2 separate regions of the Mus musculus genome follow, and region 2 is linked to region 1. Evidence: chromatin contacts called from ENCODE Hi-C or POLR2A ChIA-PET data. All regions are on one chromosome and are shown on one strand. The core of a region is the stretch at or near the end of the contact, and the rest is flanking DNA. Distances in the headings are between cores, read along the strand shown. Region 1 has its middle 11 kb from the start of Inpp5d. Region 2 holds the start of Atg16l1 (autophagy related 16-like 1 (S. cerevisiae)).

Region 1 (4,921 bases), core at 2,402-4,901:
ACATTTTCTGTTCTAATATAGTGAGTTGGGTGATGCACCATCATGTCTTCTTTTCTTTTGTTTGTTTAATTGAGACACAGTCTCTGTGTGTAGCTGGCCTGGAACTTACGATGTGCCTAGGCTGGCCTTGAACTCACAATGATCCTCCTGCACCAGTCTCCCAAGGGCTGAGATTACAGATGTATGCCATTGCTCCCAGCTATTGTTTAATTAATATGTACAGTAAATGTTACCATCTTAGGAATGAGGTAGGGAGACTGGTTTGTTTGTGAAATAAGATTGCACTGAGTAGCCCAGGTTGGCTACTTGTGGCTATCCTCCAGCCTCAGCTTTCTGAATGCTGGGATTCAAGACTTGAGGCACCACAGCCAGAGAGACTCCATTTTAAAATGAGGTCTTCCCTCTTCTTGTCTTCCACTCAACAATGCACGCTTTTGCTTTTTATTATAACATTATAAAGCATGTCTAAAATGTATTTTAAAACCTCTTTGATTTTGTAACACAATTTAAAACAAATACATTGTATGGCAACACAAAGCCACTCTCTTTATATCTTTATTTTGGAAGTTGTGGTTTTTGCTTAAGTTGGTTTTTTGTTTCTTTTTGTTTGTTTGTTTGTTTGTTTTTTAATAGAAAATCAGGCACAAATGAACACATTAGCTTAGGACTCTATAGGACCAGGATCATCAGTATTGCTGTTATTAGCCCCCATATCCTGTTGTCATGCCAGCATTCTGGGCAGGGCCTGAGGTCTGGTTGTCTGCTCAGAAACACCCGCAGAGCTCCTCAGAGTCAACCTTGTCCTCTGCCTGCCACAGCTGTCCACCACCCCGCTGAGTGTTGAAACCTTTTCGTGTTGATAAACTCCTTTGAAGTTGTGGATGATGCTCTCAGTGCTTCTAGATGGCATTCATCACGTTCCTCGGTGACATCACTCAAGCCTGAGCAAGGTTCTTGATGTGATCATAGAGGTTGCAAGACTAGAATGGAGTCAGGGTTTCGCCAGCATCTTGTCCTGAAAGGTGTGGTGCTTGCCAGTACTTCTGTGGCTTGCCAAGTTACTTGGGACTCCTTACACTCCCTTAGGACACTGGCAGTGTGTGCTTATTAATATACTGTACTCTAGCAGTGTGTACTTATTAATATACTGCAAGGCTCTGAGGCACTCATCTAGCCAGAACTTAGAGGAATCAACTTGTATCGTGCCATACCACCCCTAAGCAAGTCATCTGTCTCGTCTGTAAAAACCTGAAGACCTTGCATTGACGTGGTCTCTTAGCTATGGAAAGTCCTTTCACACATCTGTCCCAGAGCAGGGATGCTTCACCCATATTCAACATTTACTCTAGTCACTAATCTGTCCCAGAGCAGGGATGCTTCACCCATATTCAACATTTGCTCTAGTCACTAAATGCTGTTTCCTCCACAAGTAGCTGATGCAGAACTACCCACAGTTTGTCAACGACTGAAATACCCTGATGTGGTATGTGACTGTATGTATGTGGCACTGTCACCAATGACACCCTGTCGGGGGGGGGGGGGTGTCTCCTAACATGATAATAGTGCTTAAAAAGTTCTTATTTCTGGTGGTGTCATGGATGTTCTGATAGTATAAGCTGGTGTTCCATTCATTTGTCTGGAGCGAGGCTGGTGACAAAAACCCACTGCACAGTAGGCTGTATAAAAGCAGGCTAATACAGTCAGTTACAGAACAACATATTTATTTATTTGGCTTTAGTCTTTCTATATAGCTCAGGCTGGACTCAAACATGAGATCCTTCTGCCTCAGCCAGCCTCCTAAGTGCTGGTATTGTGGTATGGGACAAGAATATTTTGTAATGATAATAAACAGCCATGTTCATTTTTAACGCGTTGTGCTTTTAACCAGTATTTTGTGCTGCTCCCCCTACTTTTAAAAAGGTTTGACTGTACTACGGTGAGCCAGCGTCTTGATGACATCATTTTCTCCTGTTCCTGATTCAATCTTGCATTTTTCTGTCCATGTAACCCTCAGGGCACCAGCAGACATTACACAGCTGCCACAGCAGCAGGCCACACCTTCTAGGTCCATGGAACTTCATTTGCATCATAGGACTGCATCGACTTCTTCCAAGTCAAAGATCAAGGATACTCATGAGGAGGACGGTAGCTGTGGTTGTGAGCTGGGAAGGCTCTCTTCCCATCTGGCCCCTGCGCTCTTTCCTGTCTATCCACTCCCCTTGCTCATTTCTCTCTCCATCCAGTCTTCTCTCTGCTCCTTCTAGCTGCCACATCTCCTCTAAGTTGCCTCAGTTAGGGCACTGCTCCGTTGGACTATCATCTCGCTTCTCAGTTCCATTTGCATTTCTGCTTCTGGACGAGATCCTCAGGGTGGTCTTTACAAGTCCTACACCAGGCTTTGGACCACATCCTTAAGGTGGTCTTTGCAAGTCCTAGCATCAGGCTTCAGCAGACACAGGTTTCCTTCAAGCTTGCAAAGTTCGTTGCAACTGGTCTTAGAGCACTTGGCTGGCTTCCTGGGAACAGGCTTGCCTTGAGGATGGAACGATGGTAGCCTCAGTTCATCCTATCTCTCCTCCGTATCTCTGAAAACTCTATTGCAGCAGTTCAGATCAGACATGGAATCATACACAGGACCAGGGCCAGAGTCTGAAGGCCAGCCTTGTAACATTTGGCCCATCTGAATCACACTGTATCTCAGGAAAGTGGGGAAGACATCTCTGCTGAAGGGTGAGAGGCAGTGAAGCATGGCTGGCCTGGGGGGTTGTTTAGGATAAGATAGAAATCCTGTGTGACTCAGATGATCAGTGCCCGGAGGGCAGTGCCTTGGCCAGCACAGGATTGGGTAGACTCCTGGCACCCAATGGTGCCACAGAATGCTGGCACAGGGTGTAGCCAGCATCACTAAGAATCACCTCTGGTTAACAACCTTGCTTTGAAGGAGGATAGCATCTTACAAGTACACAGCTTACCCGCAGCTTCTACAACCCTAGGTTAGGGCCTGAGCCTTGCAGTTTCCACCGCCAGGGGGCGCCTTGACCTCTGGCCTCCCCAAGCCTGAACAACATTCAGGTGTCAATCAAGACCAGCTCGTCCCTTTTCAAATAAAGCCAGCAACAGGAACAGACTCCATTTCCCAAGAGGACAAAGAACTCATGATGTCTTGATCCGTGCTTCATGGCATAGTTGAAAACGGGAAACCTGGCTGTGACAGAAAACCAGGCAGTGACAAGATATGGGTGGGATCAAGTGGGTAGGAAGAATTGAGTAAGAACTTGAGCCAGTGTCGCCAGGACTCTTAGGGACAGGGCATAATAGTAATGATACAGTAGTAAATGAAAGAGACAAAAGACAAAAAAAACAAAAAAACAAAAACCTCAAGAACCAAAAAACCACACACAAAACCAACCAACCAACCAATAAAACAACAACAACAAACCAATTTGAAATAACCATCCCAGAAGAACGCTCTGAAGACGCTCAGTCTGGTGGCAGATTCCTAATTCATCTTTTTTTTTCCACCCTGGGACTCCATTCCCTGAGTCAAGCCCCAGACCAGAGGGTCAGCCCACCACAGTTGCCAGGCTACTTACTGCACTGTGCCATGCCTGGACCTCCTCCAACCTGTGTTCTGGTCTCCAGCACTTCCCAAGCGTGAATCACGACAGCCTCCCTTGGCAGGGCCCGCGGCCGCGCTTCCTAAACGCCTTTTCTGCCAACAGCTACCCGCTTTCTGTGGTGATTACGTGTCAGCTGCTCCCTGCTTCAGACTTTTTACCTCTTCCTCTATGCTTCCTCAGCCAGCAGCTATCTTCACTGATCTGCCAAAAACCCTCACTGTGGGTTCCAGAATCTTCTCCCCAGCCCCGTCTTCCTCCTATGCCACCCGCCCTACCCTCAGCCGACTTTGAGTTTCCGGGGTTACACCCTGGTTTAAAAAAAAATGTTTCTGAAATGGCTTTCCACTTTTGTGGGACCGGCTGCTGCCTCACCCTGGGCCATAAGCCTTTTCTGACACCTGCTGAATGCTGTCCATCTTCTTTGCCCCACCTCCTGAGCCTCTACAATAAGCCACGCCTCTAGAGCGCTTGCCCCGCTACAGGCTCCTCTTCCCACTTAACCACCACACTGTCACGTTGTGGGCACTTGTCTTAGATCACGCCCCACAACAGAATATCATGGACGGTGACTCCAACAACGCAACAACAGGTATTTATTTCTTGTCATTTAAAGGGTGGGCATCCACAATCAAGGTTCTGACATTGCTGCTTCTGCTGAGGGCTGTCTTCCTGACTGGCAGGCGGCTACCTTCCATACTTTCCTTTGAACCTACCACCTTTCTGACTTCGTTCGACTTTAGTTGCTACTTAAAAGCACCATCTCCAGAGACAGTCACTTTGGGAGTCACCACAATTCACCCCTTAACAATACCTGGACTGTAGCGATAGATTGCCTCTAGGTGCAAGCACTGCACTAACATTTATGTATGAGTTACCTCGTCCGGGCCACACAGATACTCCTCAAGGCAGACATAACCTCCAACTTCACGCCTGAGAAAGTGAGAACCAGAGAGATTAACCAACCTGCAAATTAGCAGCACACCAGAGCTCCTAGCTCATATCTGAGGATCTCAGAATGGGACTGTGTGCTGTAAGCCTTGAATTAGATAATCAGAACTTTACTGCTAGACTCTGCGATTCCTTTACTCAAAGGTTTCATTCTCCCAGAATCCTCTCCTGTCTGCAAACTCCCAAAGCTCCCCATAGCTCAGACTATTATATCCTGTGACTTCAATGACTTAGGAAACCACTACTGTCCCTCTTTGGTATTTCCTTCCCTTACAGGGACCAGACAGGAGTCCCCTTTACTCTATGCCTGAGTCTTGAATCTTTAGCCAGTTCTATTGATGGTAGCTATAATT
Region 2 (4,838 bases), core at 1,214-3,713, 150 kb before region 1:
TGTGAGAAGGGAGGGTGGGGCTTTTAAAGGACACCAGGCATTTAAGAGGGCTCCTTCATAAAGGTTTTCTCCTACAAAGAAGGATCATCAATAAGGGAGTCCACACTTACCCAAGGCCTCTTCTTGTGTTTCTGTTCAGGCTCAGACAGAACTACACAAGGAACACAAGGGAGATGGTCAGAAATGACCAGCTTGAGAAGGCTAGAATGAACTAGGTCATAGTCAAACTAGAAAAGATATGACCAATGCCCTGGCCTATGAAGAAAGATATAAAGAAGCAAAGGTTGTCTGCCCAACCTGCTCCATTGGCCTCCCATGCTGTGTTCTCTTCTCAAACAGCTATTCCGTGACTGACTGAGGATCAGCCAGACCTTACGTTCTATCCAGCACCTTCCCTAAACTGGCAAATACTAGTAACAACCTAAAATAGCGTGAACAGTAGGATTAGTTTCCTAAATTACAGCTTTGTAGTCTATCTAGTGCCTTCACTAGCCTAGCAAGTACAAAGATCCCACCCTCCAAAGTCTATAAACACCGAAAACTTCTTTCTTCTGTGGTTGTTGACAGATGTCCCAGATTCCTCTGCTCTAAGTAGATAGTATTATTTAAGGACCTGATCACCTGAAATTCATCTCAGCTCATCCCTCATTAACTTGGAAAGAATCTTCATTATTTAAAATATTTCCCATCTCTGACTGTTCCAATGGTTTGACACTCTCCTACCAATAGGTTATCCAGTTTTGAAATTTAAAAAAAAAAATCAAAACAAAACGAAAATGACTCAAGTTGTCTCCAAGATTATTATAGATGTTGTTTAATGCCCTTATATACACTCTATTTTTATGAAGCAGGCAGGGCATATCTTCACTCCCATTTTAAAGATGCACCAAACTAGAAATGTCTGTAAGGACCTAGTGAGATCTCTGACCCAATCTGTCAGATTTTAACTACATTATCTTTTAAAGAGAAACAAGAACGGAACCCATAAAACGTGTAAACAGATTCCTGGGCTACATTAATAGCCATTGCTCTCCCAGAGTGCAAGGAAGCAACACACCAGAGACAGCGTCCCTTTCCTGCTCTCCTTTTAAAGGGCTAAGTGCTGAGAAAGAGCCATTCCTCAGGAGAGCCAACAAAGGCAAATGCACAAGTGTCTTAAAACCAATGTCTAACCTCAGCCCCAACATTAACCCATACTGCAACTTCATCATCGTTGGCCTTGGTGCTTCATAAAAATTTAACATGAAACAATACATGCCAATTACTTAAAATGCTCAAACGTGTGTGCAAATCGAACCACTCAGGAAGCATAAAAAAAGTATGGGACTATTTTATCTTCTGTCATTTATACTGACTTAATTAGTCTGGAGTGTTTTTGATTGTCAAGTACATCCCCAGATGATTCTAACGTGTAAATAACTACTGATTTATCCCCATCAGAATGCAAATAGCAGTACTACGATTTCAAATCCCACTACCCGCAAAAACTTAGGAAGACTATGCCCAGGCTATCTCAGGAAGCAGATGGAACCTCAGGATCGAGGAGTGTCAACGCATTCGTTCAAATGTGAAACAGATTGGCTAAATTGGGAACACGAGGCACGAAAATGATCGTTGAGAACCCGCCTTAAGAATACAAGATACTTTCGATCCTTAAAATTCGCAAAGAGCGGCGAAGAGACCACTCTTTTTTTCTCACTTAAGGCTTTCAATAATAGCAAATGACCCAGTGGACAAATCCTAAAACTCAAATGTGTACCAACAATATGGAGAGGCCTGAGAAGTCAAAAACCACTAGTTCCACAGCATTCCGAAGAGAACGTCCATCTCTCGAGTTAATGCGTAAAGTCAATCTCTGTCTTGAACTCGATTCCTTAAACACGACGTTTTTGGAGCCTGACTACCTAAGTGCATCGGCGCCGCCTGGGTTATCGAGATTTACAACTGCAAACGATGTCTGTGGAAAGAACCTGGAAAAGGGGAACCCTCCATGATCGCGCCTAAGGTTTAAGCCAAAGAAGGAAGGTAAGCAACGAAAGGGCTCGAGACGTGCGGGACGCCAGGTCCCCGACGAGGCCGCCATGCGCGCGGGCGGAGCCGGGGTTCTCGCTGCCACGGCGCGTTCCACTCCCCGCCCCGGGCCCGCGCGTGCCGCTCACACTGCAGAATGATCTCCTCGAACGCCTGCCTCTGCAGTCGGTCCCGGCGCCTCAGTTCCTCCGCGATGTGACGCTTCCAGCGGGGAAAGTCTGCGGCGCGCAGGCCCGACGACATGCCGAACGCTGCCCCGGCGCCTCAGGGCGGCCGATCCGTGCCGACACTGGGGGGCTGCAGGCTGCAGCGTGCTGCCAGCCGCCAGCGAACAGAAGCCGGCCGCCGGAACCTCACCTTCCCACACAGGGCACCCGGAGGCGATCCGGGAAGATTTTCCGGTCTCTGCCGGAAATTATTCTGGAGAAGGCCGGAAGGCCCGCCTCGTAGCCCGACGTCCTAGGCCGCGCGCAAGCTCCCGGCCGAGACTTCGCGGGACGCTCTCAAATGACGCAACCTTGAAGCCGGAAGCGTCGGTGATGAGAGGCAGCCGCTGGGAGGCACCCTGGCTTCGCGGAAGAAGACAGGAAATGGGGTGGTTTTGTCCGGGGGTGTCTGTTTCCTTCCTCCTTTTACATTGTGTGTGCATCTTTTTTTTTTTTTTTTTTTTTTTTTTTTTAATTTCAGCTCAGAAGTGGGAGCTCCCCTGTGTATAGTGAATGATTGTCGTTGAGTGACAACCTCCCTAAGTATTAGGTGCCTAACCTGTAAAATGGGGGTAGTAATGGTATTTAACCGGAAGGTGAAAAGCCGTGAAATGTAATTTCTCTCTGCTGCATGGCAAAACTGTCTTCACATAGACAACTGCGTCCCTCCAAGACCTACGCAAACTGAATTTTAGCTCATGCCTGTGTGTGCCTTCAAGGCTGATCTCAAACACCTAGACTCAAACCATCTTTTTGGTCTTTTGGTTACTACGCTCTCAAAGGATATGAATCAATTGAGAGACACAGTTTAAAGAGAAATTTAGCAAAGTAAACACGCCAAAGAGAGGAGTGGATTTTTTTTTAAAAGATATCTTTGTTGGGGATTTATTTTTTTTTCTTAATGAAAAGGAGGTGAGTAGCATAATTCATGGAGTAAGGCCACCCATTTCTCTCTCAAAACAAGGAAGATTGGTTCAACCTTTTAGGGTACTTCTGGTTTTCCAGAAAAGCCCACAGGTTGAGGCTGGAGGAATGCAGACTGTAAACTCATACACACACATACTCACACACACACACTCGCCGTGGAGCCTTGGGTAGTATTATTATCACTTTTTTTTTTTTTTTGAGATTCACAATTTTTCTTTATATACATTTCAAATGCTATCCGGAAAGTTCCCTATACCCTCCCCCCGCCCTGCTCCCATACCCACCCACTCCCACTTCTTGGCCCTGGCATTCCCCTGAATTGGGGCAAATAAAGTTTGCAATACCAAGGGGCCTCTCTTCCCAGTGATGGCCGACTAGGCCATCTTCTGCTACATATGCAGCTAGAGATACAAACTCTGGGGGTACTGGTTAGTTCATATTGTTGTTCCACCTATAGGGTTGCAAACCCCTTCAGCTCCTTGTATGCTCTCTCTAGCTTCTCCACTGGGGGCCCTGTGATCCATCTTATAGATGACTGTGAGCATCCACTTCTGTATTTGCCAGGAAGACAGTTATACCAAGGTCCCTTCAGCAAAATCTTGCTAGTGTGTGCAATAGTGTCTGAGTTTGGTGGCTGATTATGGGATGGATCCCCAGGTGGGGTAGTCTCTGGATAGTCCATCCTTTTAGCTCCAAACTTTGTCTCTGTAACTCCTTTCATGGATATTTTGTTCCCTATTTTAAGGAGGAATGAAGTATCCACCTGTTGGTCTTCCCTCTTCTTGATTTTCTTGTGTTTTGCAAATTGTATCTTGGGTATTCTAAGTTTCTGGGCTAATATCCCCTTATCAGTGAGTGCATATCATGTGTGTTCTATAGTGATTGGGTTACTTCACTCAGGATGATATCCTCCAGATACATCCATTTATCCAAGAATTTCATAAATTCATTGTTTTTAATAGCTGAGTAGTACTCCATTGTGTAAATTATCACATTTTCTGTATACATTCCTCTGTTGAGGGACATCTGGGTTCTTTCCAGCTTCTGGCTATTATAAATAAGGCTGCTATGAACATAGTGGAGCATGTGTTCTTATTACCAGTTGGAACATCTTCTGGGTATATGCCCAGGAGAGGTATTGCTGGATCTTCTGGTAGTATTATGTCCAATTTTCTGAGGAACCGCCAGACTGACTTCCAGAGTGGTTGTACAAGCTTGCAATCCCACCAGCAATGGAGGAATGTTCCTCTTTCTTCACATCCTCCCCAGCATCTGCTGTCACCTGAATTTTTGATCTTAGCCATTCTGACTGGTGTGAGGTGGAATCTCAGGGATGTTTTGATTTGCATTTCCCTGATGATTAAGGATGTTGAACTTTTTTTCAGGTGCTTCTCAGCCATTCGGTATTCCTCAGGTGAGAATTCTTTAACTCTGTACCCCATTTTTAATGGGGTTATTTGAATTTCTGGAGTCCAGCTTCTTGAGCTCTTTGTATATATTATTATCCCTATTATTATCATTATTATTGTTGTTGTAGTTTATCAAAAGACTCTTACAAGGACCACAGAGACCGCCGCCATCACTGCAAAACGCATGAGGATTTTTATTGATCCAACATGTTGGGGACTTCCCTCTCAGCACGCAGGCCAGAGGAGAGACCCAGAACAAAGAAAG

What was found. A loop is a pair of places that touch in the nucleus more often than their neighbours do. ChIA-PET counts read pairs that join two places held with the same protein, here RNA polymerase II (POLR2A).
Region 2: a loop to region 1 is called in a map of CH12.LX, with 2.2 times the contacts of the local background. The contact joins the promoter of Atg16l1 here to the enhancer-like site in region 1. A Hi-C loop is called at or near these places in 1 of 37 maps with a recorded cell type or tissue (CH12.LX). POLR2A ChIA-PET finds 5 or more read pairs at or near these places in 2 of 5 experiments (Patski and embryonic stem cell).

What each region holds. Positions count from the first base shown.
Region 1 is chr1:87,606,717-87,611,637 of GRCm38, reverse strand. No RefSeq gene overlaps it. Among named protein-coding and RNA genes, the nearest start is that of Inpp5d, 11 kb to the left of the region's middle. Within about 2 kb of position 3,651, at least 2 of the 3 ENCODE cell types and tissues checked have a DNase peak (open chromatin) inside an H3K27ac peak, as active enhancers do.
Region 2 is chr1:87,753,636-87,758,473 of GRCm38, reverse strand. It overlaps Atg16l1 (autophagy related 16-like 1 (S. cerevisiae)), which reads right to left and starts at 2,463. Exons shown (of 18, transcript NM_029846.4): 1 at 2,160-2,463. The coding sequence starts at 2,274. Gm33517 (predicted gene, 33517) reads left to right here and starts at 2,728. Exons shown (of 4, transcript NR_157047.1): 1 at 2,728-3,149.